Regions from separate parts of the Mus musculus genome. Here regions 2, 3, 4, 5, 6 and 7 are each linked to region 1. The links are chromatin loops, found by intact Hi-C in ENCODE. Cell type or tissue: heart. All regions are shown on one strand. Region 1 has its middle 20 kb from the start of Rbfox1. Region 2 overlaps Rbfox1 (RNA binding protein, fox-1 homolog (C. elegans) 1). Region 3 overlaps Rbfox1 (RNA binding protein, fox-1 homolog (C. elegans) 1). Region 4 overlaps Rbfox1 (RNA binding protein, fox-1 homolog (C. elegans) 1). Region 5 has its middle 230 kb from the start of Rbfox1. Region 6 overlaps Rbfox1 (RNA binding protein, fox-1 homolog (C. elegans) 1). Region 7 overlaps Rbfox1 (RNA binding protein, fox-1 homolog (C. elegans) 1).

Region 1 (4,000 bases):
CAGTGAAAGGCAAATGGGGCCAGGGAGCTGCCAGGAAGCCAAGCCCTTACCCTGAAGCACCTATGACCAGTTGCATCTCCGCCTTCATTCATTCTTTATGGAAGGGCAACGCTGTCCGTCCCTCAGTGGATCTGATCCGCACGGGCTTGTGCACGCACACAAGCACTCAGACTGCGCACACATCCACACACCATCTCAGAGCTCTGAGGCAGTAAAGTACCAGGCTCTTTTGATTTATGAAGCAGCCTTCACAGCAGCAAGCTAACAGCATGGCCAGCCAGGACCCCACTCCCTGAAATGCCTTTATGAACAGGACAAGGCCCTGCTCGTGAACAAAAGCAGCGGTGTGGCTTATAAATCATTAATACAGATGGAGCCAGGCAGGAACTGTATTCCCTGCTAGCTGAAGAGCTTTGGTTCAAAGAGAGGTTTGGAGGGCTGGAATTGGCTTTGCAGAAACACACTCTATCACTGTCTGTGGGTGTGACCTAGAAGCCTCGAACTTTCTCTTTGAAACCTCTGTAAATCCAAGGTTACTAAGTGTCCTAAAATACAAACCAATAAACCTAAGGAGTTAAGATGAAATCACATGGCTCAGGCCTATAATCCCAGCACTCACAAGGCTGAGGCAGGAGGACTGCCATGCGTTTAAGGTCAGATTGTGTGACATAGTGAGCTTGATACTAGTCTGGTCTAAGGAGGCAGACCTTCACATAGCTAACTAATGTGAAACCAGAATCTGCTTCGGGGAGGAAGGATGCTCAGAACAACCTCATTTCTAACAAGTCTTTTCTTTTAAAGCAAAGTCAAGGGGCACCGTGGTCAGTAGAGCTGTCCAGACAAACAGCCTGGCACAAGCCTCTTACATCAAGTTACACCAGAAGCTTCCAAGGCAGGATGAGGCAGGACAGGCAGCTCACTGCAGAGTAAGGTCTAGGCATGGGGTCTGGAGGAAGAACACTTTGTGACTTGAAACATCAACCACCGAAGTTTTTTGTTCTGAATGTTAAAGAACAAAAGAATGAAAGAAAGAGAGGAGAAAAGGCAGGCAGACAGGAAGGAAGAAACAAAGAGCAGAAGAAAAGAAGGAGGGAAGAAAGGTAGAAAGGCAGGTGAAGCCTAAAATGGACTTGCTGCTACGCAACTATAATCCCAGCACTAAAGAAGCTGAGGCAGGAGGATAGTTGAGTTGGATGCCAGTCTGTATTTCAAAGCAAGACCCTGCCTGGCAAAGAAAATGATAAACAAATCTAGGAAGAAGAAGTAAATATACCAACTCCCTGGAGGCCTGTGTGTAATATTAAAAGAGATAATCCACGTAAATATGCTGAGTCATGTGCTTGCCACCCAGGACTCCATAAACGTTATTGATTATGTCACTATTTTAATTATGCCCTTGTCATCATGGTGCTGAGGATGGCAAAATTGTCTGGTCCCCTCAGTGGACTCACAGTATCTCTTCCTGTTTACAGAAAGGGCTTCCTTTCCCAAAACTGATCCAAAAGAGAAAAAAAGGGGTTGGGGGAGTGAGGCGGGGGAGGCTATAAGGATCATAAAAACAAAGTGTGGGGGAATCCTGAGTTTGACACAGAGACCCCTAGTGGAAAGAACTGAAATTGCACCAACAGGCAAAGACTCCTTTCTCTTCCTGCTTCAACAGCTCCCCCTCTGACTCCTTGGAGAGGAAAGTGTTGAAGTTGGGGGAAAAAAAGAGAGAAGAAAGAGAAAAAGGAAAAACAAATGCATAGCTTTCTGCAGGTTATCTGGATGAGTGAGCCTGTCAGCCCATGTAAGCAGAGGCGATGGATGGCGAAGCCAGCGCAGAGCTGATTGTAGGAGATGCCTTTGTGTTTCCAGAAACTCCAGGAGTGACCCAAATTGAGTCCCTTACACCTTGCTCTTATGTTCCCAGAATAAAAGGGACAAACAATCAGACAGCAGGGGCTCTTCTGCTTCTCGAAGCACCGAGAATGGAATGAACTCCTCTCCTTTAGCTCTCCCTAGCTAGGGCGCTTACTCTGGTATCCAAGTCAGTGATCCAGGGACCCATCCCTGTCAGGGCTCCTCCTGATGGTCCGCGTTCGAGCAGCCACTCACTGCCTTGAAGCCTATTGGAATCCGCATCAGCACGTTCCGAGTCTCCAGCACGGGGCACCACGACATTCTGAATAGAAATAAACGAAGCTCCTGCAGTGTGATTCCGTCAGCTTTTGAGAGTAAATAACTTTGCTGCTGACAGGAGCCGGGTGATTTTTACTTTCCCTCTTCCCGTCAGAGAGCATTAATTGAGCTATGTAGCCATATCACAACCACCAGGGAAAGACCCGAAAGAGGAAGGAAAGCAGAGAACTAAGCAGACAGGATGGATGAGAGACGCAGAGTGGCCCTCGATTGCTGCTGGTACCTATAACCTCAACAGACCATAGGTACACACATAGGTATTCCCATTCAGGAAAATACAAATAGAAGTGGGAAGCTTCCAGGAGCCGGCCCTCTGTTACCTTAAAACAATTCTCTATCTCTTAACGGCTAAGTTAGGATCTGCTTTTTTTCATATCTTCAGTATCTATGGGCTCTTTGCTGCATCTCGAGCCCTGAGTGGTATCCCACTTCACCTCACCAAGAACAATATACAATGGCATTCTAGTCTCGATTTTTTCCGAAGAAGCAATTAAGGTCCAAATCAAGTTAAGTGACTTGCTCAATTCAGTCAGATCAGCTCATGAATAACAGAGTTGGGATTTGGCCTCAGAGCCCGTTCTACACAAGGACAAGAGACACCTGCTTTTTGTAGACTGTTTTTGGAGGGTTGAACACCCAGGCTTCTAAGGCAACATCAGTGTTCGCATGTCATTTGGAAATATTCTCTCCCTGACTAAGATTCCATAATTGCTCCTCATTGTTCCTGAAGTATTCCAGGAGAGGGGCATCATATTTCAGTCCTTATCCTCTCCAAAGAGCTAAGCACTACTTAACCCAGGCTCAGGAAGCAGTTCTCCTAGAAGGAACCCCACAGATGCTTGCTGCTATTTCCAATAAGAAAAATCCCATTCTCCAGGTGAGTGCCAGGCAAACGTCTGCCCCCAAGGAAAAGAAAAGACTCATTAATCCCAAAGTCTCCTTGTATTCTACTCCCGAGCCCAGGGAAATCTGGGCCCTTAAATCCTAAAATTGCCTGTACTTTGTTCCATAGCCACAGAAGAGAAAGAAAAATAGTCATTAAGTCTCTGAAAACACACACTGGCCTTCTGAATTTACCTCATTCGCGCTCTGCTTCCTATTCTGTGTGTACTGAAACAACGCAGAGAAAAAGATCAAAATGAGGTGCAACTGTCTAGCCACTAAGGCCTTGGTGAGCATTAAGGACCACAGCAGCAGCCTTCTGACTCAGTCCATTGTCTCAGAGCCCTCTGTACACTCTAATCATTAAGTACAGGATGTCTTTCCTTTGCTGTCTGCTGCTGTCTGGGCAGAGGGATGGAGAGGTGACATAGAGAGAGATGTAAGTTAATTATATGTGCTTTCTCTCTGCATATTGGACCAGAGGAAGGAAGGAAGGAAGGAAGGAAGGAAGGAAGGAAGGAAGGAAGGAAGGAAGGAAGGAAGGAAGGAAGGAAGGAAGGAAGATGTAATTCTAACCCAGACATGACATAAAACACTCTATGGACCAAGCTGATGTGTGTCTAAATGCAGTATTATAATGATGTTAAGGATGCTAAGACTCTCCCAGAGACAGAAGCTCTAGGCTTTGCTTCCTGAGGGCATCTGTCACCCCGTGGGGGTTCAATAGGCACAGAATGAGCTGAGGGTGGTGGTAGCCAAGGCCTGACATTTCAGCAATGAGGATGATTGAAGTAGGAGGAACCAAAGTTAAAGGCCAGCCTGGGCAACTAAGACCTTGTTTCAGAATAAAATGTAAAAGGAGGCCCGAAGGTTACTGGGAAAGCACTTGCCTAACATGTACTAGGCCTGAGGTTTAACCTCAAATTCACAATAACTG
Region 2 (4,000 bases), 51 kb before region 1:
GTAGCTCTCAGCAACCCTGTTCTTGGCAGGGTAGGAAACTAGCTTATAGATATGAAATTGGCATTAAAGAAGATATGGCCCTAACATTTTCCCTATTTATAACCTGTATTCCACAAAAAATAGTACTTTGTGTACAACCACACAAGGATATTGCATCTGCCACACTAAACTAGAAATCCCCAGTCTCTGTACGCCTCATAATTTTGGTGTTTTAATTCTCTATTGCAGGAGATGTCCTGTGCAGTGTAAGGTGTTAAAGAACAGGTCTTCCTCTCGCTAGCAGAGGACAGAAGCACCTCACGTTCAGTTGTGAGGAGCAAAAATGTCTCTATATTCAAACACCCCTTGTGGGGGGAAAACTAACTCCTGATTGACTGTCACTGCACCAAAAGAATGTTAATGCAGCAAGCCAGTACTGAGAAGCAGTGAGATTCCTTTGTGCCACTTCACAGTGCCTATAGTTTGGAGTGTAGACTGAGACTTCTAAAAAGTTGAATCTCATATTAGATTCTCGTTTTTGTAATAACTTTAAATTCTCCCTTGCTACATAACATCTGGAAAGGTCTTCCATGTATTTATTAGCCTGTGGAGTGTATCATCTAGAGATCTTGTTTCTGATGGCATTTATATCTTTCAAAATGTTTATGGTGACAAGGAGAAGAAAGGGCTCTGCATATTTATGACACTGGCTGTGAACACTATCTACCATTGATAAAATAAGATATGCATTTGGATGGAAGGAAGAGAAAGGAATGGTGGATGGACACTTCAGTTAGATGATAGATAGATAGATAGATAGATAGATAGATAGATAGATAGATAGATAGGCAGATAGGCAGATAGATAGGCAAATAGATAGGCAGGCAGACAGACAGACAGACAGATAGATAATATGTTGATGGATAGATATATGGTATATTATGGATGGGTAGATAGATAGATAGATAGATAGATAGATAGATAGATAGATAGATAGATAGATAGATAGATAGGCAGGCAGGCAGGCAGACAGACAGACAGACAGACAGACAGATAGATAATATGTTGATGGATAGATATATGGTATATTATGGATGGGTAGATAGATAGATAGATAGATAGATAGATAGATAGATAGATAGATAGATAGGCAGGCAGACAGACAGACAGACAGACAGACAGACAGACAGATAGATAATATGTTGATGGATAGATATATGGTATATTATTGATGGATAGATAGATAGATAGATAGATAGATAGATAGATAGATAGATAGATAGATAGATAGACAGACAGGCAAGTGGGCAGGCAAACAGACAGATTTTTCTGACAGTAACTGTCATGTTCATTGCACTAATACATGAACAATCCTCATGTGGCATCTAAAAGTCTTACTCGGTAGAGTTTACATTTTCCTATGAACGTCATTTTTCAACAGCCACCTCACAGTTTGTAACACAGGGACCACGATCCAAGGGTGTCTTGGGGATTCTTACAATAGACCCCCTTAGGGCAGGCTCATGACCAAACCCCAGGAATCTGCAATATCTTGGAAGAGTCATCAAGAGAACTGTCTAGCTGGAAGAGTGAGTGCCATTCCTAGTTGTCTAACAGTCACTCCCTGGTATCTTCCAGTAGTCAAAGCCCATTCTTCAACATTCCTAATTATGAAGAGGTTGTTGAACATGTTACTAATGAATGTTTGTGTCAAAAAAAAATCACAGTAGATTTCTAGTATTGAACCACAGAAACTCATCCTGATGCCACCAAGAATGGCCAAGGAAAAATGCTAAATTAAGTAAATACTAAAACTGCTGACATATGATGACCAATAGATTAAAACCATGATGTGTCAGGATAGGTTTTTTGGTTTTTTGTTTGTTTGTTTTTCTATTAGAAAGGTCAAATTCAGTAACCAATATTAAGATCCTTCCTGCATATGAACTGCAAGGTAAACAGAATTCACCCTTAGAAAGGGAAATGCTCTCCTGGCAGCCAAGTGCCTAAAGATAGGAGAAGCTGCTGGTTCTGCCCGTGCTGTTCACCCCTAGACACCCATGTGACAGACAAAGCTGTCAGTGAGATGCAAGCCAGTATAGATTCTGAAATCCTCAACTGCTTCCAGGCGGCAAGACACAGATTCCTAATCTTGAAAATGTTCTGCAAAGGTGTGGGCTGGCACGGGACCCAGGAGCCTCGCAGCTGACTGGCTCTGCTGCTTCTCCATCACACCCACAAGAACCATCTTGCTCTAGCTTCCTGTTCAGAAATATTTCCCCTCAAATGCCCTCTTTTCCTCATGGAGAGATATCAGGAAAGCCATATGCTTCTCCCTCCCCAGCCCTCACTGCTGAGTGTCAGTAATGAAAGCCAGAAGCTGACATGTGCTAAACCCGCCTGTCCCTCCCACTTCACACAGATAATAAACAGCAGCAAGAAGGACATAGGGTTTAGGACACTTAGTTTACACTGAAACCAAAATCCACTCGGACTTCTGTAAGAAGTCTCTGAGCACTCCGTGACATGGACTTGGATGTGAGCAAGAAGGTTTTATCATCCAACAAAGCAACGTAAGTGGGCCCAGCACAAGAGACTTGATGGCTCTCAGTGTCAGATGTGTGGGGATCTGCAAACTCAGAGTGACCTTTAGCACCTGCTGGACATATTGCCTCACAAGCCATGTGACCCATTTTGTGCTAGGCGTTTTGCCCAGCCAAACAACCTTTAAAAGATCGGGTCTCTATTTTTTGTTTCCACTAGCTATGGGGCGGGGAGGAGAAGATACTTGTAATTAAGAATTCATTCTGGGCCAAACACAATTCTAAGCCTATCATTTCAAAGGCCACTTGTGATAATGCGATGAACTAGGTTTGCTTTTTACCCTCTTGAACTAAAAGAGTCTCATATCCAGGACATCACAGGAGAGGCAGAATCTCTCAAGGCTGAGCAGTATTTAGTATCAACTCTCTCTCTAGTATCCCCTGGATTACTAATCTAGACTCAAAGTCAAGATCAAGGCTGAGCACATTCTGCTGTGAGTCTACCTTTGCTGAAAGTCTTGCAAAAACAAGATAATGGCAGCACCACCTAGCAAGACGGCCTGTATCATGATGTCCAACTGACCAAATGTACTGTGTACAGGCCTCAGGCTGGGGGACTTATGGAGTGGCTCGATTAAGACTTAGAGAACTTGTCTGTAGATTTTTGTGTGTTTGTGTTCATCTGTGTTCACTTATGTGTGTGTCCTTATTTATGTGCAGGGCACATGTGGACACGAGTGTGCATGTGTGTATGTATATATCTATATATGTATGCATGCATGTTTATGGAGCACTGTATATGTATGTGCCTAGTCCAGAGATCCATATCAGGAGTCTTTTTCTATCAAACTCCATCTTGTTTTTTGAGAGAGAATCTCTACTGAACTCATAGATCTCTGATTCAGACATTGACAGGGGAGCACTTATAATCCAGTCTCTACCTCCCCGGTTCCCCAGTACTGGGATTACAGGCATGTACTGCTAGGCCACAATTTTGATGTGGGTTTGTGTTTAGGTATATGTGTATACACGTGCCATTCATTTGCTCTCTAAGAATGCCTGGAGAGCCTGATTTTGTTCCTTACCACTTTCTTAAGGCCTTCTTTGGCTGCATTTTACCCCCTAGACTTTGTTAGGCCTGGCTGCAGCATGATCAAATTTCAGAAGTCTTCTTTTCTACGTTCCATGGCCATCTGCTGTGTGAAGGTGAATCCCATGTGCTCTGGTGTCTGCCTTTACCCTGTTGAGCAGAAACAGGGCCAAGAGCACCTGCCAAGGAAACATTCTCGTCCCTGCCACCTGCCTCCCTCCAACTCACCTGGGCTAACCTGGATTGCCTCCATTCCAGGGATGGAGACTCCGTCAAACAGAGGACAGGTGAGTCTCTGTGGAACACAAAAAACCATTCCTTCATACATTGGGAAAGTGCCACCACCATCTTTCTTTGAGGCAAAATGGTTTTAATCTTCCTCAAGAGC
Region 3 (4,000 bases), 78 kb before region 1:
GATGAAGGGCTTCCAGGTGGGATACTGTGCAAGGAGGCTCTGAACAACTCAAGGAGAAAAATAAAGAAGAAAACATATCATTCTGACATAGCTCTTGCAGCCTCATAGGTGTGTCTGTTTGCAGTGTTCTCTGTTTCTCCGTACGATGGTTTTGGGGCCGTGCTCCTCCCCAGCGCCAGAAGCAGCAGAAACAAGACATGGAGAGGCACAGAGATGCAGTCTCAGGTTTGAAGGCACACAGAGAAGCCAACCCCAAGTACAAAGCGATCTTCCCAGATAAAACAGCACTCCTCTACTGCTGCTTCTGCCCCCATCATTGCTCAATGAACAATCACTCTGTTCCCTTCCCCTCTGGAGGGGAACACTCATGAGATAAAAACCTACAATTCCTAATAGAAGCCTTCTCTTAATCATGGGAAGTCCCTCCCTCCATGCCAAGCCCCGTTGACAGATGCTTCAGCACATAATTATCTTAATTTAGGTGTGTATTCTGTGACAATATTTTGTATAAATTCAGCACCTAATTTCCTCTATTGCAAACATTTATGTAACCATGCCAGCTGATTATTCTGAAGGATGTGGAAAAAAGATGGGAAAATTTCACCCGCAGGAAACAAAAACCTAGTCTTTGAGGATAAATATGTTCTCCAAAATTCATAACTTATTATAGACTACTATTGATATTTCAGGAATGTATTCATCCCTTGGACATATTCACAGAGTATTTGCAGGTCTATAGACACATCTATTTAATCACTCTACCATATAATTCTTCCATGCTACGTATACAGAAGAGCCTGTATACCTTACGATTCCACAGCAAGGCAATAAGCTTTTGTCTCTACTCTTTTCCCCCTGCTTTAAGCATTCCCCTTAATGAGCTCTGCTTCTTTGTAACTCAAGAGATTTAGTATTCTATCCAACAAAACAATTTATTGCCCAAAATGTTCCTACCGAAGATAAAATCGCAGCTTCCCCAATACTTCTGGCTTCACAGTTAATACCCTAATGTTTCATTTACAGCTGAACAAAGCGGCTTATCTCCACTAAAAGGGGAATTAGTAGAAAGAAATAATTCCCATCATCTGCTGAGTTTCTAGGTAAGGTGGTGACTCCAGGAGACTTGCGTCCATCTACTGACAGGTGTGTTGGGGGCTCTCAGAAAAGAGCAGCTCTGTCACAAAGACTTTGTGATTTGAACAATGCAGCTACATAGATCAGGCGAGAGTTAGGTCTTGGCTGTCAGGGGGGAAAAATCTACATTCAGAAATATGCTGTAGTCAGCGGTTCTTAGCTACAGATTGGGTACTAACTCAGGGGAAAAAATTGGTTTGAATCAACAAATGCCTCACCCCCCCCCCGACACACACACACACATCTGCAGAAAACTTATTATATACCTAAAAACACACAACCATAGTCTATTATACTTCCTCAGCACGTACACACACCCACACTCTACTATGATGGCTATATATTCTCACATGCGTGCATGCAGCCTTATTTATGTGTGCATGGATATGAAGGCTACAGGAGATGAAGAGGAAGGGTGGGAGGAGATGGCTATTGAAAGACGGGGAAGCAGAGAAACAAGATGAGGCTGTGGCTTATTTACAGAGGAAGGAGCATCCTGTGACTAGCACTCCTGAGACTACAAGGGGAAATTCAGTTTCCTACAGTCCCCATCACACCCTTCACATGAAAGCCTGATGGTGGCCACCCAAAAAATGTAATATGTAAACTGATAATAGGGGTGTATTCAAGGGCCTAAGCACTGGGGTGATCCACATTTGAGGGAGATGGATAGGCCGTAAGGTGTGTCATTTAAAAGATGGATAAATGTAATTGCAAAGGCCTAGAAACAATTGGGTGACTCGTAAGCATGCTTATTTCCCCCCATAGCACTACTTAGCAGGCAATCTTCCCTAGGTGCTGAGGTCTAAACAGATCTTGACATCCTTCTGGTGCTCAAGAGCTATTCTAAGACCTAAGAGGACCAAGGAGATGGGAGAGATTGTATGCGATAAAATGTCAGTGGGAAATGCAGATAGAGAGCACTGTGCAGAAAGCATTTATGTGCAGATATTAATTAGCTTAGAGCTTCTTAAAGTTGGAAGCTCAACTGGAGCTTCGGCTACTAGCTGGGGCAAGTGCTGGCCACTAACCTTTTACAACCTGAATTCTCTGAGGGGCTGAATTTGACAGATGGCCTCAGCTAGAGTCACTTGGCGTGAGAATTGGGTTGAAGACTGCGTGGTTACTACATCTGCCCCAGTGCACAAGGTGAGAGAAGGAGCTGGCCTGTGACTCTGGATGAAGCAATTTTGAACACACTGTTTCCCAGAGGACCATCTCAAAGCCTTGTTTCCATGTATTGACCTTTCCTTATTTCCCTGCTCTTTCCCAATGCATTGTCTATAATCTCACACATCCTTCCAAGGAGCCAAGTACATAAAAATGGATTCCTTTCTCGGGTTTAGAAACATGACCTAAAAGAAAAACTATATATAATCCTGTATGAAGAGGACACCCAAATGAATATGTGCTTCAGTATAATTAAGGTTAGGTTGTAATGAATTTTCCTGGAAAACTGACTAGCAGGCATCCAGGGATGAATAAAAAGTACCACATCACTATCAAACCAAAGACTCTACCTTCCTGGTTCTCTATACAGAAATTAAATGTCAAGAATGGATTTAGATCCCCAGATTTTTTCAACTTTAATCTACTCTCACATTCTCTTTTTAACCACATGACCATGAATATTTGTGAGAAGGCATGTCCCAGAAAATGACAACAAAGAGATACAGCTACGCAACGAAAAGGAGAGCATTCATACCCTCGTGACCAGTCAAGACCAAGCCATAAAAGCGAACCTCTGGTGTTTAACTAACTTCACATCAACAGGGATCTTTGGAATTATGCTGTTACTTGTGTACCACCCAAGTACTACTTAGAGTGAGCTGTGGAGCATCAATAGAAAGTGGCTACTGTAGGCTTCCTTCCAGTGTGAGGCAGATGTCTTCAAATATCCTCAGAAAGGGAGCAAATCACTAAGAACACATTGGGGTCACCTCTGCTTTCGACGCTCCATACTTCCCCAAATCACAGTTTGGCACTGGTTCCTAAAGGGTGTGTTTACCTTTATTCACCATTTGTCTAGTGCTTACTGTGATCTGAGAACTTCCTGATGACCAAGACAGATGCAATGTGTTCCTCAAATAGCTGGTACTCTGAAACCTAGCAGGCATTGTTCAAATAAAAATATGCATTTCATTATAGTTCTGCAAAATGCTTTAACTACTGGTGAATAAAAGGGGCAAAGCAGGAAAGCTAGAAGAGGAAGGAGCCTGGCCTTCAGGCATCAGGAAAGGTATCCACAGACAGTTTGTGCAGGTAGAGTTGTAAGCATGGTCTTGCAAGAACTTTGTGTGAAAGCATGAAAACATATTCCTGATGATGGAAAAAGGCCATGTGACTCCCACAAGGCAAGGCAGAAACAAAGCAAGATTTAAATCCTGAACATAATTTCAGTTTAACCCGGGGATTACAGTAGAAAATGAACAAGGACTGGAGGAATGGAAGGCCTCAGAGTGCTGCTATCCCAAGGACATTGAAGCAGCAAGAAGGGAGCTTCGGTGTTAATGGAGGACAAGAGGGAGGGATAGTTCAAGGGGTAGGCTAGTTCAAGTTCATATCCTTGTCCTTTTTATCAGAAATTTCAGTCTATCTTAAAGAACAGATATCCTGACATGATGGTCATTTAACCCTCCTTCCTTGTTTCTCCCCTCCCTCCCTTTCTGCCTCTTCTTTCATCAGTCACTCATTCATGTATTCATTTATCCCTTTAGTCATTGTCAAAAGCTTACTGTGTACAAGTCAAGTAGGTCCTGGGAAGGGACTGGTCTAGGGAAGACAAATAGCCTTCCTCTGCAGAAAGCATGATCATAAAATGAACATCAAAGGGTGTAGAGTTGAAATGATGGTACAAGCTAAAAAT
Region 4 (4,000 bases), 230 kb before region 1:
TTCCTCAGGGTGAATGGTGGTTCCTGGCTAGTTCTGTTTCACCATCATACTTAGAGCAGACTGCCCTTTGCTGCATACTAAATACCCTTGAAGCTTCATCTAGGAACCTGCAAGAATCAAATCAGATTTAGAAACTGGCAGTTTTGGTGGTGGCAGCAGTAGCTGATTTTGAAAACTATGCTGAACTAGCCATTCACTGCAGCTGCAGTACAAAGTGCCTGGGCACAACCGGGAGAGACTCATGCCTGGGCAGTGCTTCTAGGTAAGCAGGCAAGGGATTCAACATTTATTTTAGTTACAAAGTGAGGTCCTGGGCTGCTGAACTTGGGATCATCAATGGGCTTTATCATCAGTGGTTAACACAGGAGTCTATTTTCTGCTTGGCATTTAAGTTACGTGTTAGAAGTTGATCAACTGGGAAGGCAGCAATCCCATGAGTACAACTAAAACAAATCAATGTCTCCTATCACCCCTAAGGGGACCTACCCCCATAGACCCAGGTATTAGATGCTAAAATGCCTTCATTCTATAACAACATTCTACCTTAGAGTGAGACAGTCTCAGAACTCCCACAAGGAGCAAACTGAGGATGAAGGCAGTACTTACACCAAACATTTGTCGGAGGTCTGGATCCCGGAACCGGAAAGGGATGTTGGACACATGCAGCCGCTTGGGCTGGGACTTGCTTTCTGTGTTTTCAGAAGGTTGTGTCTGGGGCTGGCCGTCGGTCGGGGCTGCATCATCTGTCTGCTAAAGGAACAAGAAACAAAACAAAAGGAAAGTAAGCACTAGGTCCCAATATCGTCTCTTCCCAGAAACGGCAGGGTGTGTTCTATGAGGACTTGGTCCCAATGCCTGCTCCCTTCCTCCACATGGCAGGATGCTATCCGACAAATATTTTTGGCCTTTTTTTTAAATTAACAGCAAAAAAGTTTGTTTTGAGCATCCACTGAGGACCCACATATGAATCTTGGATTCTATATCAATCAAAACCGTCAGAAGCTCTGGCTTCATGCAGGGTAACTCTCACGGTACAAGGCACATTAAAGACCGTTCTTAAATAGAGAGAGAGTTGGGGAGAAGAAGGTAAACATTGTGAGAAAAGAAAGGAAACATCAAGGGTTGGGGCTCAGGGTGGGTAGTGGAAAACTCATCAAAAAGGATTAAAGATCATTAAAAATAAGAACATGTATCCCTCAGTGCTGGCCAGATTCTTACACTATGCATACGTAAGTACTGAGGCTGAACAGGTAAAATATTAATAAATGTCAAAATTTTGCAAAGGCCCTTTGGAGGTTTGTAATTCGTCCAGTGAATAAGATGATTGACTCAACTTTTAAAAAAGATGTTCATTGTATAAATCTATAATGTCTACTGCTGCAAACCTATGAGATCATAAATCTCAAGAAATGAACACTAAATCAAGTCTAAATAAGGTTGTATTTGTTGCATTTGAAAGGCTCAATCATTTGAAAGGTAGTGCCTGTGTTGGGAAAATAGGAAAAACAGACTATTCCCATATGTACAAAAGCTCTGCTGGGTTATGCTGATGCAGATAATATAAGGCTACTAGTATAGCTCATTATTTCCATCCATTCTCCCCCTTTCAGAAAGGATAGTCAGGGAGCTTTGTTTTTCTGTACTTTCTCTGCAATTAGCATACTATGCCTGTAGGTGGCAGTAGACGCAGTCCACTTCAGTATGTCTTTGAACTACTGTTGTAGGGTCTTTGCCAAGCTGAAATTCATGAGCAAAGAATCATCCTCATGTATTTATAAGCAATTTAGAGACATATAACCAAGACAAAAACTATCAGTGTAGGCAGCCAGGTGTAAAATAATAGAGACTTAGAGGAGACAATCTTACATAGTGAAATGTAAAAGAAACACCCAAATAACAGGAGCATAATTAGCAATCTTCCCAGCATCTCTCTGGGTACTAGAATATTTTATTGGCATCCTCTTTCCTCATACACTCTGGATACTTGTTTAAGTTGAGATCTCCTGGAGCCTTGTGCACCACCCACCTAAACGGATTCGGTCTCAGAAACCCTAGCAGATGCCTTTGTTTATTTTCAAGTACAAGGCGATCTCGACAACCACGTTATTTTGCCTGAAATGTGAAAAGGAAGATGATGTAGGAAGAGGTGGGAAAAGAAAAACAATTATAATGCAGACAGGTCTTTGTGGGGGTGCAGGCTGAGCAAGCTCAAGTCCCACTTGCCACTGAGGGTCCCAAAGCACATAACCTTTGGCTTGGTAGACAGGTATGTTAGGAGACAGAGTCTGTGCCAAAAGAGTGCAAAGCATGAGCGAAGATAGCAAGATGTCCGTAGAAGTCCTCCTCACTGGGGAGTCCATGGAAAGCCAGAGAGAATGCAAAGAGGATGAGCAAGAGACGCAACTTGAGAGAAGGTCAGAAGTTGTAGACCCAAAGGAGCCTTGTACATAAAAGTAAGTGGCTGTTATAAGCCACTTAAAGATGACCAGAGGACTGAGTTGTGACCAGCATGCTACGTGAATGTCAAAGGCCTGCTAAGTGATTGGCTGATGTGGTGACAGACTGAGAGCATGAAAAGATTGGTGCACCACTAATAAATGCATAATAAACAAATGCCTGAGAATCACTGTTGCCTGTTTCGAGTGCCAGTTCACCGATAGCTCTGTCGGCTAGCGGAGGTGCACTTGTGACATGCTTGCTGTGCAATCATGAGGGCTTGATTTTGTGGCCCCAGAACCTGCATAAAACTGGGCACAGTGGTTTATGCCTGTAATCTCGGCATTCCTACAGTGACATAGGCAGTGGATACAGGACAGTTCCTGAAAGTGCACAGTCAATTGGTCTTGTAAATACAGCAATAAAGAGAGACTCTCTCAAATAAGAGATGAACTGATACTTGAAGCTGCCCTTTGATTTCCACAGGCACATCATGGTATCATACTTACATAAATACACACACACACACATACTCCTCATCATCATCATTATCATCCTGTAACCCAGAGACCCACACTGTGTTTAGCTTTTGTTTTTGTTTTTCCTAGTAACAGCACATCGGGTTCCACATCAAAGACAAAGACGTCACCTTTAAACCGTGATATTGCTACCTTGCCAAAGAGTAGGAGGTTTCAATGCCCTACCACAACACCCTAAGTTGGCACGAGCAATCACTAAGATCCTAGGTTTCAAGTCCATTTCCCCCCACCCTGCTGGAAATTGCCATGTGAATAAAAAATTAAAATGAGCTTCTCTTCCTTCCAAGAAAGAAACTCAGACTTGGATTTGTGCACAATTGCTGAATGGCTCAGTTTAATAAACCTAATTAGGAATTACAGAGATTATGATTAAACATATTAAATGATTAATAGCATTATGCTGCTCATGTAAAAATTAAAATTAATCATCTCTAGTCAAACAGGACTTTGGAGAAATCTTGGTGGTGTTCCCTTTGATAAAAACATACAACGCTCGATTAATCATTTTGTAGTGTACACATTTATACAAATACCCATAAATTGTTATGTAGGCATACCTTTGACAGAAATAATTTTTTACTGAAAATATGTGAAATGAAATCCAAATTTGTATAGGTTGGTGAGAAGGCGGGGATAGGGATATCAACCTTCATGGGGTAAGAGGGACAGGAAAAAGAGACCATTTCAAGCTGAGCATGTCCGTGTCTGAGCTAACTAGTCATGTGACAGCCAGGGCTAGAGAGTCAACCCTGCAGCATGCAATCCCACTGTCACCAACTGCTAATTTGTATCTGGGCCCTTTATATCTCTGTGCCTACAGTTCACTCATCTGTGAGAAGACAACAATGATCCATGCCCTACAGGCTTAGGACAAGGACCAAAATATAGGGGTAGGTACAAGCAGCCCTAACTTCAGATCAAGGAGCTCCCACCATATATAGTGAAGAGAGTACTTCTACTTCATCTGGGGCCTAAGTGGGCTTTTTTTCAAAGCATATCTCTTGGAATCTTCAGGAAAAACATCC
Region 5 (4,000 bases), 210 kb after region 1:
TGTACAGACGTAGGGTGCAGACTTCTCTTGCACATGCCCCCGCCTTCCCTCTGCAAAGTGAAGAGTCTATGTCTCTAATGTGAAGCCACAGAGCTCTGTCCCTGAAATGTCAGAATTTCACTTATGTCCTTTATTGATCAAATGAAGCTACGATGTATATATTTGTTATCCCAGCAGAAGATAAGGGACTTTTGTAAGGCATTTTCACTAGGATACTATTTTTTCCCAATTACTTCACCAGTTAAATATTGTCACCTATAATAACAGACCACTACTTTTGTATGTTTATTTAATACCACGACTTAGACAAATAACTATATACATTTATCAATAAGACAGAAAAAGTGCATCGAAATCTACATTTGACCAGAGCAGCATTCTCAGTATATCTACACACACACACACACACACACACACACACACACACACACATCTGTTTTAAGCAAATAAAACACTCAGCTTTCATCTAAAATGTTCAAACCCAACATGAGAAATAAGGAGTTATTTGTACAGGAGACATATATGTATATGTATACACAGCCATCACTTCTCAGCACGCTGCTTTGTAATTAAATGAAATTCTACGCAGCTACAAGTGAGAGAGAATTTGCTCCATGCTTAAAACGACATTCCTAGATCTGCTCTTTACTCTGAATTCACCACCAATGTCTCAAAAAAAAGAGAGAGAAAGCAACATATTCCCCTACTCCACACATGCACATTGTACACGTACCCACATGTACGTGTGCGGACACACATACACACACATTTTTTTTTGTTTCCCTTCGCACGTGAAAATAAAATTGTAGCTCAGCACTAATGAAGCAAGTCTTGCCTAACTCCCACTGGAAAAGCCTGCACATGTACCGTAGCCATGCAAGATTATCCTGCATCGGCATAATCACCTTACACGAAATACGATTACTCTAGGCTGCAATTTTTATACCCGAAGTCAATTTATTAATCAGAGAAAGACAGAGAGAATGAGAGAGAGAGCGAGAGAGAGAGAGAGAGAGAAAGAGAGAGAGAGACTACCTACCCACAAATACATCATCATCTTGCAAGAGAAATCAAAGGCTCTGTCAGCAAACAGAAGTCTCCTCACTTCACCAAGAGTATCTGGAAGAAAAACTGAAAACCACTCGGTAGAGATTCTTGCCTTTTCCTGCCAAGTCCTCAGAGTCCCTCTTATTTCCTTACACCAGGTTTGCTATGATTGTTTATGAGTTTATCAGGACAGCATTCCTTCAGTGGCAACGTGTGTGGAGTGACTTGCTCCGGGCTGCTTGCTTCTCTCTCTCTCTCTCTCCCTCTCTCTCTCTCTCTCCTCTCTCTCTCTCCTCTCCTCCTCTCCCTCCCCTCTCCTCCTCCCTCCCCCTCTTTCCTTTCCCTTCCTAACTCTTGCCTTTTCTTCTCGCTCTAGTCAAGACTGCTTAGGTAAGAATTCTTGGGGTGGCTGTCTCATGAGCAAATCTAGTACTTCAGGCAGCAAGCATAGTGGGAACACAGACACTGTTGAGACCGCTAGTGGTGAGGGTGATAATGATAACAGTAACAATAAAAAATAATAATAACAATAATAGCCTGGTATGATCAGTAAAGGCAGGTGCTATAGCAAATCCTGACAGCGAGGAGGAGATTCCCAAAGTCCCTACTGGAGGAATTTACTGGAGGGTTGATCCTCAGAGGCAAGCATATCAGCACAGAGCTGGCGACTCGGAGATTTTTTTTTTAAGTCGAAGCTCCAGCTGCAGAGAAAAGAACATGTGCCTCTCCCGGCTTCCCCTTTATCTCTTTAAATGTACTTCAGATAAAAGCAGCATCCAGTTAGGTCAAGGCCTCCCCAGACTCATTCCTCTTCGCTCCACATGCTCAGCACACTTGTCTACAGCCATCTACCGGCTCCATCGTGTCACTGCGGGCTTAGAGACTGTGGGTCTTGCTTGCTGCAGCAGCTGCTGCCTGTCCATGTCTGCCTTGCTTGGCTCTCAGCTTGGGTTTGTATCGGAATCTGGGAGGGGGAAAGGAACAGATAGCCTTGGAAGCCTGTGTGCCAGTCTATCAAATCAAAAGAAAAGCCAACCCCCACCAGCAACAGTCAGCAAATGGAAAGCTCCGAAGACTTGCTGGCATGAATGTTTAGCCTTCTTAAACCAAGGGAAGGAATTGTGCACATGTTCCCAGCAGCACGGCTGATTTTGTTGCATGTGGAGAATGCAAGCATGCATGTGTATATGTGTTTAAGTGTGTGTACATATGTGTAAGTGTGCATTCTTCTATGTATGTCATGTAGGTATGCTTGTGTGTGTGTGTGTGTGTGTGTATGCTCGAGAGCGAGCGTGTGTGTGTGTTTGTGTGTGTGTCGCTGTGTGTGTGTTTATTACTTCTTTTCCCTCATCCTGTGCAATTACAGACCTGGAAAATTTTGCAGGGTGCATAAAACTTGATCATGTTGACAAGCTCTCCTTAGAAAATGCACAGGCTAGATGCACAGCTAAGATTTCCTGAAATTATCCAAAAAATTTTGCCCATGAATCAATTCCCCTTTATTAGTTGTTCTTTTTTAATCCATTTTAAATTGTATACTTTATCTTGAAAATTATCTCCATTACTGAAATGCATCGTGAAGGAGAGGACGGGGAATACAATTTGCCCAGCATATTAATTGATGCAGAACTCAATTATTGATATATGGATAAGGGAGAAATTAATATTAAAACACATGGTAGCCTTTAAGGGAAAGGGAGAAGATGAACTTGTGCTCTGAGTGGAGTCTTGGTCATTAGTCTCATCTTTATACATCATACAGAGGAAACCATGGAATTAAGTCTCTCATTCATTTATATTTCTCCTTAAAACTACATAAAGCAAAATGTCACCTAAATAATTAAAGTGCGTTAGCTAAATTGTGGAGTCATCTACAGAGCTGAGCAGGTGGTGAGGCACCTGTTAACGTATCCCATAGACAGGACCATCATGATGCATAATAGGCAAGGGGGTGGGAGGAGCAATGACCATGTCTTTTTGTAAAATAGTGACCAACAGAAGCACAGCAATGGAAACCACAAAGAAATGGCACTTAGACACAAAGTCCTCAGCTGGAAAATATGCAAATCATAGGGCTGGTGTGATGGAGCAGTCAGTGAAGTCCACAACTGGCTTTGCAAACCAGAGGATGTTGCTTGGATCCACAAAACCCACATAAAGAAACTCCTGGGTATGGAGGCGCACTCTTGTAATTTTTAGGCAGGGCATGCTCGGGGCTAATGAGTCAAAGATCACAATCATATCAGCATGATTCAGTTCAAACTGAGAGACCCTGTCTCAACAAAAGGGAGAATAACTAAAGAAGACACCAAAGGTTAACCTCCTCTTCACACACACAGACACACCCACCTCACATGCAAATACATGTACACACACAGTTCTTCACATATAGAGACACCCCTAAATATATGAAAGTACGTATGCACACACACTCAGGTCTTCACACACAGAGACACACCCTCACATACATGCAAATATGTATACACAGACACAAATTTCACATATTCTTGAACCAATATGCATGGGCAATATTCAGGCCCCTCACACATAGTATATAGCATGGAAAGGAAATTGGCTAAAAGTCCTGTTTGGACCAGGGTTCCAGAGTTACAGGACATCCAATGTGAAAACCAGAACATTTCAAGCCAACTTAGGTTGGTTGTCATATGTGGGTATATTGAAAACACTTTTAGCCTTTATCATTATGAAGAGTAATGAGGAACTACCAAGAGGGCTTAGTAGGGAAAAAGAGACATATGCCTCAAACCTGAAGATAGCAATGTGACCCTGAGACCCACATGGTGGGAGAAAAGAACTGATTTCTAAAAGTTGTCTTCTGGTCTCTACATGGAAAGACACACACACACACACACACACACACACACACAAATGTAATAAGACAATCTTTACGTGAAGAATAAAGGAGATCCTCTTTGTTATAGCTTTTGGTGAA
Region 6 (4,000 bases), 88 kb before region 1:
TCATGTTCTGCCTGCTCACATCCACACACTTTCCTCTGGTTTTGGTTGGACTCTGCAATTGCATTACATAAAAAAGTAAATGCATGCGACACAGTATGAGTCCTTTCTCCAAACATTTCGAGGTATTAGAGTGAAGGGATATGATTCACAATGACCATACAAGCCTGTCATTGTGATTTGCTATTCTGTGGTATTCTGTGCATAAGCATATATACACATACATACACGCATGCATGCATACACACACACACACACACACACACACACACACCTCACCCAAGCCCAGTGACAATGAAACCTATCCTTTCCTCGCCAGTAAATCTATTAGTGGTCTTCCTAAAGTAGGTATGGCCTGAATAATAACACCTTTTGTAAGAAAATGGCTTGGTGAGAATGTGAGGTTTTAGACTTTGCTCAGTTCAAGAGAAGGAGGGGCACTGTGAACTATCAGGGTGGGCTGGCAGACAATAGAAACATAAGGGACCTTAAGAGGTTGTCAAGACAGAGTCAGAGAGACAATTGAAAATAGGACAATAGTGGCTTTGATAATGGAGGAGGATCCACTAGACCATCGACTTCTGGAGCAGGAGAAGGCAAGACAGAGACTCTTCAAGCATGCAGAAGCATCCAACTTTATGGATGATTTGATTTTACCCCAGTGATACTCATTTCATTATTTTGAAAGAGTGAAATAGATGTTTTAAGCCAGGATATTGATAGCACTTTGCAATAGGATCATGTAGGTGCTGCTAAACAACATGTGACATGGCTGAGTGCCATTTTCAAACTTGCTATGAGAGACGGTGAAACTATGAATTCTGGGAAATGTTATTTTCCTCTTCATTTTATTTCTTCTGACTCCTTTAGATATGATAATATAAAGTGAATTATTTGTCCTGGTTGTGTGTGTGTGTGTGCGCGCGCGTGTGCATGTGTGTGTGTGTGTGTGTGTATAAGCCAAAGAACAGCTTTGATTGTCATTCTTCAGGATGTCATCCATTTTAGATATTGTTTTCTATTTCTGATTGATTTTCTATGTCAGGGGGTACACATGCCACAGCACATACACTGAGGTTAGAAGCCAACATGTGGGTGTCACTTCTCTCTTTCTATTATGTGGGTTCCAGGGACAGAACTCAAGTGCTCAGGCTTGGTGGCAAACACCTCGTCTAGACAAGCCCTATTACCAGCCCCTACCTTTTGTTGTCTGATCACTGGGCTAAAGCTTGCTAAGTAGGCTAGGCTGACTGGCCACCGAGCCCCACTGATCTCATTATCTCCATGTCCCTAGTTCTGGGAGTAAAAGTATGTGTCACCATGCTTGATTCATTTTTGGTGGGTTCAGGGAATGGAACTCAAGGTTTTGCATGGCAGACACATAACTGACTGAGCCTTTGCACTGGGCTCTGTTTCTTCCATTTAGAATAGCATGTCATCCTCTGGTACACAATTTGAAACAGGGAAAGCAACACTAGCCCATAAAGGATTGGATCTGGTCACAAAACTGGGTTCCCCACCTAGCAACCAGGAATGAAAAGCCAGTTTCCTAGACCTTGTTTTCCTAATCTATCATATGGTACAGTAATTCCATCCTTGATGTTATTCCAGTAGGGAGTAAAAGCCATGTTAGCAAAGTGTTTGTCGTCTCTGGGGCTGTGGTGTAGTGTCCCTCACATTTTTGTGCATCTTAGGAAGGTACTGGCTCTGAGTTGTAACCTACAGGAGCTTTCTAAAGTGATCACAATGTACAAGATTTATTTGGAAGAATGCAACCCCTTCTCCACAAACCTTCTGTCCCTAGAATGAGGTTTCTCATCTTTCAACACTATTAACACCGTGGACTAAATCATTCTTGCCTGTGGGGATTTGACCCTCAACACTATGTGGTGTTTGGGCTGCATGCATGGTTCTGTGTGGGAACTGTAATGACCATCCCTCTCAACCCCACAGGAGTTACCACCCATTATATTTCTGGAGATATGTCAATAAGTCTTGGACATGCACCTTCTGGAGGCCACAGATCTGGGCTGTCACCTCATTGCTCCAGATACAGAATCTGGAAAAGGACAGAACAAAATAGGCAGCCTTTACAAAAGAGGGAAATGTCCAACCACAGTGTTGCTTTCTTCCAGGCTGAAAAGTCAAAGCCTGACCCTGGGTGCAGCTAAGATTTGGACTGGAGATCTAGATGCACACAAGATATGGAAACATATGGGAAGACCCAAGTGCACATCCAAATGTTGATCTGAGATGGTAGGCAGTGGGGAAGCTCTTGGAAGCATTTTAACTGTGTGTGAGTGAGAGCTGTTCTCCTCAGCACAACTCATTTAATTGTTGCCTTCCAAGCAACCCCTGAGTTCCAGAGCAGCTGCAAACATGCTTTGCCTGGAGCCTGGCCCTGCTCAATGTTCTCTGGCAGCACCTGGTGGAACTGAGAAAAAACTGCATGGAGCCTTGGCTTAAGCATCTGCATCTGCTAGTCTCTGCTCAGCTGAGCCTTTCCAGCCTCAAAGGTTTGCAGCAGGGGAGTTGGGCATTAGAGACCTTGCCTGTGGGCTGGCATCAAAGCTGTGCTGAACTAATTTCCACCGTTTTCCAATTATACTTTACCAAACAGAAAGGCAAAGCTCCTGTGTTGTCAGGAGTTTTCTTCGCATGAGGAATGGTATTCTTTCTGCAGGCTTGCTGAAGATCTTCCTCTAGGCTGTGCCCAGAAAGCTCTCAAGAGTTAGACCGAAACTTAGCATGCCTACTCCAGCTTTAAAAACACACCTTGAAGCTATTACTATATGCAAAATAATATCCTTTGTGGCTTGGCTAGGCAGACATCCTTACAGCTGCAGATAGGATCATCTCTCTACTCAGGGGAGTAGATGGAAGGGAGAATCAAAACTCAAATGTCTATTCCCAGGAAATAAAATGCCTTAAAAAGCCCATCCTGGCTCTAAGCTTTCACATAATCTATCATCCTCTTGGGGAGATGACGCCCATTTGGGGATGGGTAAGAAAGAAATGCTCGCCCATCTAATCTTTTACCCAATCATGACATGGCAGGAAACAATTAGATATTCTAATAACTATACTTTGATTTTTATAAAATGTTCCCTTAAAAACCACATGCTTGACACATATTTTCCAGAGAGGCTGCGTTAGATAGAATCCCAGCACTAGGGAGATGGATATAGGCAGAATCCTGGAGCTCCACCCAGCCAGCCAACCAGGTCTCTTTGGCAAGTTCCAGGCATTGAGAGGTCCTGTCTCAAAAGGAGAAGATGAAGAAGGAGGAGGAGGAGGGAAGGAGAAGGAGGAGGAGGAGGAGGAGGAAGAGCTTGTTTTGTTAATGGTACTGTACTTAAGGATTGATACATGAGGCTGTTCATTGGCCTCTACCTGTACATGCATGCACACACATGCATTTGTGTGCATGTCACATACACAGAAATAGAGGAGTTAGTATACTCAAACTAAGATAGTAAGTATATAAAGCAATGTGAATTGTTTCACTATGAATACCAACACCTAAAGTAAGTTGTATGTCTTAAACACATGTAATTCCTGCTTCTCAATTATTCCACAAGGAGGCCAGGGGGAAGATAGTCAGCTAATTAAGGGGAAATCCAGTGCAATTCAAGATAGAATTTTATCATGAATGCATTTCATCATGAATGTTTCCAGGCTCAGGGTTGTCTTCAAAATCACTTTTGCAAATGTTCTACAGGGTTTCTTAAACTGCCCCAGATCTCCCTGCTTCTCTGTTGTCAAAGCAAACACTTTTCCTGTAGAGGAGCTATTCCTATGGTTAATGCTAATAGTCAAAGCCTGCCAGAATCACGGGCCACAACTTATTTACCACTCTGTGTGTCAGTGGCTGTACAATTAGGCTCATCCCGAATGCTGCAGCCAGCAGAGTGGAATCTCAAGCACTCATATTCAACAATATAGACAGCTTTTGAAGCCAAGGATTGTCTTTCAGCAATCCATGTTCAAAAGCTTTGAAGGA
Region 7 (4,000 bases), 100 kb before region 1:
CTATAAACACAGCAGGACCTAAAAAGGAGATGTATGGTGTGTCAGAGGAAGGCGTACATGTCTTCTGTGTCTGTATAAGATGCATGTAAAAAAGAAATAAAACAAGGGTATATTTCAAGAATTACACAGTAGTGTCTGGGGTAGTAGATGCACCGTGTCCCAACTCAAGAGAGGTTTCTTTAGATGGGCAAGGACCTTTTCCTAACACATAGAGCACCTGCCCAGGCCGCTGATACAAGTTGTCTTCTGAAGGCCATGACCAGGCCTCTACCAGCTTCCCTTTCCCAACTCTTATGTGAAGGATTTTGGTAAGAGAATGAAGGGGAGCCCAGGTTTCCAGGAAGAAGCATTAGGCAACTTTAAAACAAAGGAAGAGTGCAGGGTTGAGATGGTATTTAAAGCCCAGATGTGATTCACTCTGTAACCAATGTAATTTTAGGTCCTTGAGAGACGGCCCCACTGCCTTGATCTTTTTCAAGTACAAAATAGGCTTTGAGCTGGTTTACTTTACTTGAATCAGGGGGGAGAAAGACAAGGAGAGAGAGAAAGAAAGAAAAGAGGAGCCGAACTCTCTCGGTCTGAAAACTGAGGATAGTCCCTCACCCATGTGGTGATTTCTCCCTGGACGGTTTATAAACTGTCACAGTGCAAGCCACCCCAGACCCCCTTCTCTCTTCAAACCTGTGTCACTAACCCACATTTTAAAAACAAGGCAGGAAGCAATACAGGAATTTTAGCATGTTATATACACAATACAGATGATCATTTGAGCTGCCTCCGTGGGTAACAATGCCTGCTGCCACCTTAAGGACTTGAGTCAATCCTAGGACCCACACAGTAGAAGAAAACTCCCACAAGGTGTCCTCTTATTACCTCGCAGGCACTGTATCCTCCTCCTCTCAATATAAGAAGACACAAAGCAAAATTAATAGAAGTATAATAAAAATGAATACTAAAACATTCTTTAAAACATACATGTCATACTTTAACTGCCCAAATAAGATTATTTCTCATCAGTATGTGTGTGTGTGTGTGTGTGTGTGTGTGTGTGTGTATACATGTGTGTGGGTGTGTATACATGTGTGTGGATACATATATGCATATATATATATATATATATATATATGTGTGTGTGTGTGTGTGTGTGTGTGTGTGTGTGTGTGTGCATAGATATAGATAGATATAGATACGTGCCTTTCTTCAAAATAACATTAACAGAAAGTCAGCTCTCACTACAGATATATTGAAAGTATTTTTATTTCAATATAATAGTTTCAGAGAAGTGTATTGTACTGTACTAACTACTACTTCCAAGATATTTGTGTTTATGCCCAAACTCCTAAGCATCCTATCTGTCTATATTTGACAGTCAGTTTTCATGTTCCCCTCTTTAATTTTACCTCTCAGTGGGCCAACTGTTTAAAAAAAAATCACGCCTGTTTAAAAAAAAAATCTTCCAAAAGGAAGAGCTAGAATCTGAATAAAAAATTAGCCAGGGATCTCACATAAAGACTCTGCTAACTCCAAGTGTCTAATATGCTTGTGTTAGCAACACCATAGCTCTGAACCGACAGAGGGAGAATGTTGCCCTGCTTCATGCGAGCATTTCTTTCTTTCTTCTGCTGGGTGATGTAGACATAAGCACTAGACAGACAAGGAGTGCACACCTTGTGAGTGGCTGTTACATAAACAAACCCTTACCCCTTACCACGCTCCTCAAGACACAGTTAAACTTCCATTACAAACAGGAAACAAATGCTTGGTTTCTTTGAGCCTTTTTTTTTTCTTTTTAATGGAAAAAAATAGAAATATTCTTGTTCCTGAGACTCCACTGAAGAATTTTCAAACATTTCATACATAGGTAAGCACACACACACACACACACACACACACACACACACACCCTCAAAATAAGTCAAAGAGATAATCAACTTAGGAGCAGATTTTTCTGCCTTGAGCTGGTTATATAAATGAAAGAACAATTGTGTCAAATTCTTTCAGTTTCATCTTCTAGGTTTCTGCAATTTTAAGGATTTTTATTTAAAAGAGAGATTCCTTATGGGGAAAAAAACTCAAAACAAAACAAAACAACAACAACAACAAAAAAAAAAAACAACAGCAAAAAACCAAGTTTTCCTTAAGAAGCATGCCCTGTGCTGGTGAAAGCGGCTTGTGCAAACTGCATGGGACCCAGCCCAGGCTTCTGCTAATTATCCTGATTACCCAGATGACAGGACAGAAAGGAAGCCTTGGGGGAAACAGAGAGAGCTAGAGCCACTTCTGGCCCTGTTGGAATGTGGAAGCCCTGCCTGCTCTCCTGCTGCTGCTCTACAGGCCTGCCACATGAGTAGGTCAGCAAATCAGAAACTTCCCCAGGCCCCCCTTAACAGACGCCACATCAAAACAAGAAGCTGAAGCACATGGTCTGTCCAGCTGTCCCAAGTCAGCATCAAGCACTCCTTTCCTTCCTAAGCATGAATGCACGTGAAACAGGCAGCCCAAGGGTACAGCTGCTGGTGGAAGTTTTGGTACAAAGTCCTCCACATCTCTCAAGGCCCCGTGGAAGCCTCCAATCCCCATTCCTCTACTTCTCAAATCCAGCGTCAGCTGGAACTCATCGCTGAGTAACAACAGCTATGCAATTACCTACCGAGATGCCTTCTTATTTCCTCTTTCTGTCTTTTGCATGGTGCACTCTCGGTGTGGTGTGCAGACCTGGCAAGAAGAGCTATGACTACTTAAGAAAGAGAGATCAGATTTCTCTGTGTGACACCTGGTTCGGGGTCATGGACAGTTATTCACTAACTAGCTTTGCTTTGTAAGCTGAGCGCCCCTAACAAACGGCCAAAATCAAATACAGAAGAGTACAAATCTCTCTCTCTCTCTCTCTCTCTCTCTCTCTCTCTCTCTCTCTCTCTCTCTCTCTCTCTCTCTCTCTCTCTCCTAGAATCACAGTCCCCAGTGGGAAACAATACACTCACCCCAAGTGTGAAGCAAGCAGGCACAGTGTTGAGTGGCCGGTGTCAGTGTTACGTTCTAAAGATTAGTTCCATGGGCAAGAGGGTGGGCTACAGGAGGGAAAAGGAGGAATGGCCAGGCTTTGCAAAGGGAAAAAAAAAAAAAGAAAAAAGAAAAAGCAAATAGGCAGAAGAAAAGCATCAGAAATATGTACCAAGAAAAAAATAAGGCAAAGAGACGGGAAATTAATAATCCAACAAGCAGGATGTCTCTGTGTTATTAATCACATTGCCACAGAGAGCCGCCAAGGAGCCCAGAGCTGCACATGGAAGGGGAGGGGTTTGCATGCCATTGGTTGCCTCTGCTCACTCCTATACATCTCAGCCAATCCTCCCTGTGCCTTAAGGTACAGATAGATCTGCGCTGCAGTTACAAACCACTGGAAGATGAGAAATCACTCTCTGCAGGGTGAGGCTGTGCTCGGTCCAGTTAATGCACTATAAACTTTATTTGAGCTGACTTCTCCCTGGATCCCCCAGTGACGGGGTCAGGGGTGCAAGCAATTCCACCCCAAATCATGCCATAATCGAATTGCTGCCTATTTCCCGAACCTATAATGAAAAAGGCAACCGAAATAATGCCGGTAATGTTGGCGGTCTCCCCTGCCTGTCCAACGCTATTACCTGCGAATGCCTGCCGCCATTTCCTGGGTACTCTAACAATGAATATATTTCACAGCTCACTGACTCTCCTGCGTGGGTGGCGTGGTATAGACACCTACATGATAGGAAAAGAAATCTAAGACAATAGGACTGTGTCTGAAGGCTGAGCCTGGCAGCCCACTAGGGAGGAGAGGGGCCTTTTATCCAAAAGGCGGGCACATACACCACACACACACACACACAGAGAGAGAGAGAGAGAGAGAGAGAGAGAGAGAGAGAGAGAGAGAGATGTACACATGCAAAAACACAGTCTAGTCCAGAGGCACAGCTGAAGCTAACACCAACTTGATTTCTCTTTGTCTTTTTAAGTCCCAGACTCG

The links. Hi-C counts contacts between places; a loop is a spot of excess contacts. Peaks named below come from ENCODE experiments on the same cell type or tissue, not always from the same donor. Only the 100,000 strongest peaks of a DNase experiment are listed, where the experiment ranks them.
Region 2: it touches region 1 in a loop (2.0-fold over the local background); 6 of 42 quality-filtered maps call a loop at or near these places.
Region 3: it touches region 1 in a loop (2.2-fold over the local background); 2 of 42 quality-filtered maps call a loop at or near these places.
Region 4: it touches region 1 in a loop (5-fold over the local background); 14 of 42 quality-filtered maps call a loop at or near these places.
Region 5: a loop joins it to region 1, with 2.1 times the contacts of the local background. A loop is called at or near these places in 6 of 42 quality-filtered maps.
Region 6: it touches region 1 in a loop (2.3-fold over the local background); 3 of 42 quality-filtered maps call a loop at or near these places.
Region 7: it touches region 1 in a loop (2.4-fold over the local background); 2 of 42 quality-filtered maps call a loop at or near these places.

What each region holds. Positions count from the first base shown.
Region 1 is chr16:7,047,424-7,051,423 of GRCm38, reverse strand. It overlaps a transcript of Rbfox1 not described here. Among named protein-coding and RNA genes, the nearest start is that of Rbfox1, 20 kb to the left of the region's middle. In heart, a CTCF peak has its summit at 1,619 (motif pointing left); no DNase peak of the experiment used is centred here; H3K4me3 peaks cover 719 bases; H3K27ac peaks cover 501 bases.
Region 2 is chr16:7,098,307-7,102,306 of GRCm38, reverse strand. The region is part of intron 1 of Rbfox1 (RNA binding protein, fox-1 homolog (C. elegans) 1); the gene reads right to left. Among named protein-coding and RNA genes, the nearest start is that of Rbfox1, 30 kb to the right of the region's middle. In heart, no CTCF peak of the experiment used is centred here; DNase peaks (open chromatin) are centred at 2,206 and 2,566; H3K27ac peaks cover 1,044 bases.
Region 3 is chr16:7,125,546-7,129,545 of GRCm38, reverse strand. All of the region lies in intron 1 of Rbfox1 (RNA binding protein, fox-1 homolog (C. elegans) 1), which reads right to left. Among named protein-coding and RNA genes, the nearest start is that of Rbfox1, 58 kb to the right of the region's middle. In heart, no CTCF peak of the experiment used is centred here; no DNase peak of the experiment used is centred here.
Region 4 is chr16:7,273,775-7,277,774 of GRCm38, reverse strand. Rbfox1 (RNA binding protein, fox-1 homolog (C. elegans) 1) reads right to left here. Exons shown (of 13, transcript NM_183188.2): 3 at 607-750. Among named protein-coding and RNA genes, the nearest start is that of Rbfox1, 210 kb to the right of the region's middle. In heart, a CTCF peak has its summit at 1,672 (motif pointing right); no DNase peak of the experiment used is centred here.
Region 5 is chr16:6,837,700-6,841,699 of GRCm38, reverse strand. It overlaps a transcript of Rbfox1 not described here. Among named protein-coding and RNA genes, the nearest start is that of Rbfox1, 230 kb to the left of the region's middle. In heart, a CTCF peak has its summit at 1,893; a DNase peak (open chromatin) is centred at 1,879.
Region 6 is chr16:7,135,589-7,139,588 of GRCm38, reverse strand. All of the region lies in intron 1 of Rbfox1 (RNA binding protein, fox-1 homolog (C. elegans) 1), which reads right to left. Among named protein-coding and RNA genes, the nearest start is that of Rbfox1, 68 kb to the right of the region's middle. In heart, a CTCF peak has its summit at 2,422; a DNase peak (open chromatin) is centred at 2,398; H3K27me3 peaks cover 990 bases.
Region 7 is chr16:7,149,024-7,153,023 of GRCm38, reverse strand. All of the region lies in intron 1 of Rbfox1 (RNA binding protein, fox-1 homolog (C. elegans) 1), which reads right to left. Among named protein-coding and RNA genes, the nearest start is that of Rbfox1, 81 kb to the right of the region's middle. In heart, no CTCF peak of the experiment used is centred here; a DNase peak (open chromatin) is centred at 2,393; H3K27ac peaks cover 724 bases.